2 separate regions of the Homo sapiens genome follow, and region 1 is linked to region 2. Evidence: chromatin loops called from intact Hi-C (ENCODE). Cell type or tissue: heart right ventricle. All regions are shown on one strand.

What was found. Peaks named below come from ENCODE experiments on the same cell type or tissue, not always from the same donor. Only the 100,000 strongest peaks of a DNase experiment are listed, where the experiment ranks them.
Region 1: it touches region 2 in a loop (2.2-fold over the local background); 1 of 110 quality-filtered maps calls a loop at or near these places.

Annotation. Positions count from the first base shown.
Region 1 is chr5:158,303,187-158,307,186 of GRCh38, forward strand. No RefSeq gene overlaps it. Among named protein-coding and RNA genes, the nearest start is that of LINC02227, 100 kb to the right of the region's middle. In heart right ventricle, no CTCF peak of the experiment used is centred here; no DNase peak of the experiment used is centred here.
Region 2 is chr5:158,412,410-158,416,409 of GRCh38, forward strand. No RefSeq gene overlaps it. Among named protein-coding and RNA genes, the nearest start is that of LINC02227, 4.6 kb to the left of the region's middle. In heart right ventricle, no CTCF peak of the experiment used is centred here; a DNase peak (open chromatin) is centred at 2,072; H3K27ac peaks cover 1,672 bases.

The DNA.
Region 1 (4,000 bases), 110 kb before region 2:
TTCACCCTAATCATCTACTTACTGCCCCCCATTCCCCCAAAGGTTCCACTTTCTAATACCATCACATTGGGGGTTAGGATTTCATTGTGTGAATTTTGGGGGGGATACACACATATCAGCCTGTTGCAGAAATATAGTGAGGGTGGAGGGGTGCTTAGAAAGCTACATGGCATGAGATGCTGCAGTGAATGCAGGTCAGAGAAGAACGTGGTTGTCACAGAGGGAATACTGTTCATTCACTTCTTTATTCAATTGCTCATTTATCCAACAAGAACACATGGAGTATCTGCTTTGCTCTAGGAACCGTGCCAAATGCTGCGGATATAGGTTCCTGTTCATAGGGAGGTTTCTGAAGGGAGGAGGCAAACTCTAAAAATAAATGATATATTTACAGATTTTGCCTAAGGTTGCTCTGACTCTCACCCTTTCCACTTGAAGAGTCAGCTTTCTTCTTATTTGATATCTTTATTATTACAACACTCAAATCACCATTCTAATTCTAAACCACATTGATGAGACATGAAAATACATATGCATCATATTAAGTAAAGAAAGGTCAAATATAATATTTTATCTACAACATGATCATAGGCCTGTAATAATTATATGCATGAAAAAGGATGACCTAGCTTGAAAATGTTTCTGAAGATGTTGAAACATTTACGAGTGGAAGCTTGAAAAAAATAACCTGTCATTTAAAAGCTGCAAAGGTTTTCTGTCACATAAGAAAGTCAGCTTTCCTAACTTCACTGGGTCAGACTGCTTCTTTATTCTAGAAAAATCACTGAGTTGTCTTAATGCTAGCCATAGGTAAAGCAAGAGCCCAGCTGTTATTTGGAAGGCTTGCAAAATCACAGGTGAGAAACCAAAAGTTCTGTGTGGTCATGTACATTTTTGCCTATATATGAAGCAAATCTTCTTCGGTTTCTCATATCCTTGTGAGCTAAGACAGCACTGTGCCCTAACTCTGGTTACCTGTATCTGGGGTGGCCTGGGGATTATTATTTGAACTGTTGCCTCCCAGGGAAGGTGACTGCAAGGAGAATATGAAGATAGGGTCTTCTTTTCATGCTGGGAGAATCAGACTGGGCTGGGAGTAGTTGATACCCATGCCATCCCAACACAAACCCCACCCTCACCCACAACCCAGAATCAGTGCACTTCTCAAAGTCTGGATCAGCAGATCTCAAATCAGACACCAGGACTGGACTGGACTGTTGATGTCTGATTTGAGATCTGGTGATCCAGACTTGGAGAAGTGCACAGATTCTGGGTTGTGGGTGAGGGCAGAGTTTGCATTGGGATGGAAAGGGTATCAGTGCTGTTGATCATCCTGGTAAGGGATGGATCCCCTAGGAATAAAGATTATGGCCTGGGCTGAGGGAAAACATCTTTTCTCCCTTGGAGACATGGCTGTGAGATCTGGACTATAAGAAAAGGAGATGTGTTTGACTACACTCTCAGTTGAGATCAGGTTGGGAGGTATCTTAGAGTTTCCCAGAAGCAGTATCTGGGCCTCATACTAGGTCTAGAGGAAGGTTTTTTTCTGTGTTATAGTTTCCGTCTGTTCTTCCTGGACTTTACATACAATCTTGTTAATAGTTGGAGCCAGGTCCTAATACTGCTGTGGGGAATTAAAGGAATTAGTCCTGAATCTATTAGTCCTGAATCCACTTTGAGGATTCAGGACTAAAGAGAAGGCTCACCTCTCCTTTCCCTCTGAGGCCAGTGTGTTGGAGCCAACTGCAGCCAAAGAGACACCTGGGACCCTACAACCGCAGGAGAGGCAGGCTGCTGTGAAAGCTCATGTAATTGCCACCTCCTCTTCCCAACCCTCCACTCCCCACCCCTCCACTCCCCACCAATTGTCCTAAGTACAGAAAGGTGACGGAACCTTCAGAAGGAGGGGAATGGATGCTAAGGTCTAGCAGTCAAGCTAGGAAGGGTTTGGAGACCTGGGAACAGAAAGGAAAAGAAAGGGATGGTTAATGAAAAAAAGTAAGAGGGATTATAGAGAACTATTTTTTGTCATTTCATTTCTATGGTTATAATATTGGTTTTGCAGTAAATCAAGAAGGCTTGTGACACTATTATTGTTACTGTACCATCTACAAATGTTGTAGTCCCTGTGCAAAGAGGGGTTAACATTTGACATTAACTCGGTCAGCTAAAGTCCAACATAAAAACTGGAGGTGTGTCATCTGTTATGATCTCTTTCACATAAACCTACTAATTGAATTTTTTTCATGCCCCAGGTGGGAGCTTCTTGTGTTTTAATATATACTGAGGCCCTTTGTGTAGTTCTTGTGAGTCTCAGCAGGGGAGCATGCTGGTCAGTTAGCACTGCCAGCCTTATGAAGAAAAATCACTGTATTCTTGCTATGATTTACACAATAATTTTAATTTTATTTCTTTTTAGAATACAAAGTACATATTTGTGGTTCTAAATTAAGAGGTATTGAAGGCAAACAGTGAAAATACTGCCTCTGATGTGCTTCCAGCCTTCCAGCTCTCCTCTTCAGAGACAATTCTGTTACCAATTTGTCATGTATTTTTCCAAAGGTAGTTTACGGGTACATAAGCAGATTCCTCTCTCTATGATATTCTGCACATTGAAATGCTCTTCTTGAGCCTGGGACTCTGCTAAGCATTTTACATGCTTGGTGTTATGCAAATCTCATAATCAACCTATGAGTAGTTACTCAGGTAATGTTAACTGAGACTCAGAGATGGTGGTCTGCTGGGCTGGTTTGTACCAGCTTGAGTGAGCCAATAGTTAAACTGTTAGGAATTTTGTGATCTGGGTTGACCACAGGTTAGCAGCTTGAAACTGGCCACAGTGGGAGCATTTGCATCTGTGGAAATTGGCAAGTGCTACAAATCGCATTTCCTCCCTCCACAGCTGGTTGTTCCATGTTTACCAGCACACTACTTCTTAGAGAGGTTAAGTGACTTGTTCAAAATCACAAACAAAAGGTAGAAGATTCAGGATTTGAACTTCACCATCTCTGACTCCAGGTCCTGTGCTCTGAGCCAGGATCACACTGAAAAGTAACAGCAAGATGAACTTGAACTTCCCAGTGCCAGTCCTGGCGTTTTCTCTGCATTCTCCAGACCCAGGCTGCATTAGACAATCTCTCTCTCTCTTTTTTTTTTTTTTTTTTTTTTTTCTGAGACAGAGTCTCACTCTGTCGCCCAGGCTGGAGTGCAGTGGCACGATCTTGGGTCACTGCAAGCTCCGCCTCCCAGGTTCAAGCCATTCTCCTGCCCCTGCCTCCCAAGTAGCTGGGACTATAGGTGCCTGCCACCAAACCTGGCTAATTTTTTGTATTTTTAGTAGAGAAGGGGTTTCACTGTGTTAGCCAGGATGGTTTCGATCTCCTGACCTCGTGATCTGCCCTTCTTTGCCTCCCAAAGTGCTGGGATTACAGGTGAGAGCCACCGCGCCTGGCCCTCTCTCTCTTTTTAAACACTTTCATTTTTATGGTTAGTGTCTTTTTTTTTTTTTTTTTTTTTTCCTGAGATGGAATTTCGCTTTTGTCACCCAGGCTAGAGTGCAATGGTGCAATCTTGGCTCACTGCAACCTCCACCTCCCAGGTTCAAGTGATTTTTCTGCCTCAGCCTCCTGAGTAGCTGGGGTTACAGGTGCCTGCCACCATACCCAGCTAATTTTTGCATTTTTAATAGTGACGAGGCTTCACCATGTTGGCCAGGCTGGTCTCAAACTCCCGACCTCAGGTGATCCATCTGCCTTGGCCTCCCAGAGTGCTGGGTTTACAGGCGTGAGCCACCATGCCTGGCCGGTTAGTGTCCTAATAATTTGTTTTCTTCTTATAAAACTAATCCATGCTTATTGCAGACAAGCTGTAAAATGGAGAGAGATATAAAGAAGATAATAGCCACTACCCAGGAAATAACCAGTGCTAACATTTTATCACCTTCTATTGACTTCGACCTTTGTGTTTCTGATCACTTGAACTTGATCCCTATTTGGTGCCT
Region 2 (4,000 bases):
AATACCATCATGAAAGAGAATATTTAATGCCATAAAGAAAAACCCTACCTTTCCCAGCTTATAAATGTCAGATCACCAATTCCAACTGCATAGGGAAAGAATCATAAAGTAAGATCATAGTCTCCTGCGATTTTTGAATCAAAATGGAAATTAAGAAATGAAGGTTTAATAATCCTTAACGTTTGCTCTTTGGGAAGGCTGCTGTTTGTTGAGAGTGGGGCTGGCCTACATTAGGGGTGGACAGTTGAGAGAAGCTTCCTTTTCATCATCCTGTCCTCACAGTGTGCACTTTTGCAAACTTTGTGGCTCCGGGATTGTACAAATACAATGTTTCCCTGATGGCCTCACAGCATGAGACAAGGCAAAGCATTCGGGGATGGTCCCTATGGTCCTGAGCCCAGTTTTAAGATGTAAGCAAGAATATCAAGGATAAATAAGTGCTTTGGATTGCCCAATTACTTCTACTTTCTCTGGCCTTGTGGCTTTTGATAGTCATGTAAAATTCACTACAAATGGATAGAAATGCCTCTTCTTCAAATGTTCCAGAGGAAAAAAATTCAAAGTTCCTTTAGCTGTATATACCAGGGCATTGGCAGCACTCAGGCACTTTGGAAAGCATGTTGGTGGTAACTACAGGGCGGCCACCCTGTCTGAAAGCATTTTGGTACATTTCATACAATGAATAAATGTTGGACTTCTATTATGTATATTAATTCATACCAAATAGTTAATTCATATGATGATATTATTTATGATGAAATTATTTGTTTCCGGACCTTCTGCCACATGTTTTATAATCTTAATGTGCTTACTCCATAAGCCACATCTCCACTTCTCAATTTTTAGTTGCATTCTTGCTCAAGAGGCACAAATAAGGATGTTCATTTCAGAAATGATTGGACTGGAAAAAAATGTTAGTCAGATTCTAAATGGTCGGTAATAGAGATCTGGTTAAATAAATGTTACGCATAATGTAATAAGAAGGACACTCTCACACATAACAACTATAAACTGTAGACAAAATACAAAAACTACCCAAGGGCTCTAGAGCGTGAACAATAGTTAGCAAATTTGGGGAAGAAGTCAAAACTTAAAGAAAGAGACCAACATGTGTAAGTTTCTGATTTTTGTGGCTCTGCCACATGGTGAGCAACAGTCAGGGACCAGAGACAGAGCCTGTAGTTTAAACACTGGTGTTTACCTGTTTACCTGGATGGCCATTTTTAACAGCAGGTCATAGATTTCTGCCATGCTTTAATAATTTGTGCAAAGGTGCAAATTATTGATGACTGATTTTAATCTTTGAAAACTTAATGAACTTAAATTTCCCTTGGAGGGAACAAAAACAGCATAGTAGAAGCACACAAAAATCTTCAGTAGTTTCATGTCCTCTTAGAAGCCATTCATAATCTACAGGTTAAAAAAAATCTCTGCTATAGGCTAGATTCCCTTCATGATAGAGACCAACATAGGATTGGTAGAGCAAGTAATATTATGAATTTTTAAAATTCAGGATAAGAAATATCTTTAAGGATGGGGATCCTCTGAAAACTTAACCTGAAATAAATGTAAAATTTTGTAGTTAAGTCTAAATAATTAATTGCAAGTATACAGAATGACAAAGGTATGATACAGTAGCCTCATAAACAGAAAAAAGATATGAAAGCTTATTGATAATATGCTCCATTATATGCCATAAATATTATGTGCTTCCCAGAGAAACGAATGTGATCTTCTGTTACTTTAATGGAGTATCGGTTTCTAGAACTGCACTGCACAATATGGCAGCCCCTAGCCATATGTGGCTATTTAAATTAAATTTACTTTTTAAAACAGCTCAAAAATAAAGTGCTTCAGTTGCATTAGCCACATGTCAGGTACTGAATAGTCAGTCACACATAGTTAGGTAGCTGTTGCACTGGACAGCATAGATAGAGAACATTTCTGTGATTGCAAAAAGTTCCGTTGGACAGCATTGTTGGGAACAAGGGAGGTTAAGAGTCATGCTGTGCTCTGCATTGGACAGAACACACCTGGCATCGTAGACACATGCTGTTTGCTGCCCAGAATCGATTGCTCTCTTTTCTTGGTAAGAGAATGCTGAGTTTCCTATGGGAGAACATGCTGTTCCCATTCTCAGTCACCTGATTTGGGAGGGATTGGTGCCTCCCAATCAAGGAGGGGACCCTCATGACTCCCTGTGGGCAGTGTGGTGTAAAGAGGGAAAATACAGAACTATAGCAGGTCTTTTGGTCACATAAGGGGAGAGTGTGGACCTGCTGGGCAGCCACTTTAGGATGAAGACATCACTATAGGATATCCAACAGAGGGAAAGTGCATACTATGGGAATATTTAACCTCTGGATCTCACTTCATCTGAAGCCTACCCTTCTTCCTCCTGATTACATGAATTCATAACCTCCCTTCAGTGTTCAAGTCACTGAAGTTGGGTTTCCTATCCCTAGATGATACCTAAATGAGCTCCCTGATAAATTGAGTTCAGCTGCTTGTGTTTCTGTTTGGACAATGATACAGCACAATGGAATGTTTTCATAGGAGAAAGACCAGGAGGGCGAAAGAAGTTCAAGGAAATATCCCTCTTCTATTCCCATGGCCAAATTAAGTCTTTATTCCCAGGCCAGCCCCAAGTGGCTGATGTGACCATTTTGACATTTCATAAATTCCCTTGGGAAGAAGGATTCTAAAAGCTTCCAGTCTTAATTTAAAGTAGTATGGTAGAGGTAATAAGACCATCTGATGAAGTCACTGAATCCACAAATCTCTCTGTATTGCTAGGACAAAAGATAAGAGAGCAAATCATGTAAAATTACTTTCCTTTTAAATATAAGTGACATTCATACCGGCACAGGGCTGCATTTTAATAACTGTACTACTGCAAAATGTGTCACTTTAGTTGCATGATATTATAAAAGAAAACCAGTGGATATTATTTTTGTGTCATTTTCTAATCCAGTGCATTTTTATAAAATTCTACAGATTGAGTTAAAATTTTAAAGGAGTATATATAATGAAATTTGAAATATTCTTTGAGGGTAGTTCTTCTGAAAGGTTGATGGAAGCATCCAATAAAGGACTGCAGAGGATTGTTTTCAGAGGCTTGAGGAAGATGGCAGAAAGACATTCTATGTATTCTCAAAACTGTTTTTAAACTCCTATTTTATGGCTGAATTAACTAAGATGTTCATTTGTTCCCTGCCACACACGCATGGAAACGAGAAAGTGTAGATTCTTCAGAGTTTACAAGTTCTAATACAGAAGTCCACAGCCTTGTCTGCACAATAGAATCACCCGGGGGCGGGGCGCTTTAAAAATATGAATGTTATTGAACATAATTACAACATGATCCAGCAATTCCATTGCTAAGTATACACCCCAAAGAATTGAAAGCAGGGACTCTAATAGAATCATGTTCTTCTATGTTTATAGCAGTACTATTTACAACAGCCAAAAAGAATAAATAACTCAAATGTCCATAGAAGGATGAATGGATAAACAAAATGTAGTATATACCTACAATGGAATTTTATTCATTAAAGAGGAAGAAAATACTGACACATGCTATACCATGGATGAACATTAAAAATATTATGCTAAGTGAAATAAACTAGACAACAAGAAGACAAATATTGTGTGATTCCACTTATGTGAGCTACCTAGAATGGACAAATTTATGGACAGAAAATAGAACAGTGGTTACCAGAGGCGGGGGTAGGGAAGAATGGGGAGCTATTGTTTAATGGGTGCAGAGTTTATATTCGGAATCATGAAAAAAACTTCTGAAGATGCATGGTGGTGATGGTTGCACAATATGAATGTATTTAATTTACAGAATTATATATTCAAAATGGTTAAAATGCCGAATTTTATGTTGTATGTATTTTACCATATTAAGAAAAATGTGGATGCCAGAGTTCCACCCCTAGGATCCTTATACAGTTGTTTTGGGGTACAGTCTAAATATTGGAACTGTAAAGGCCAC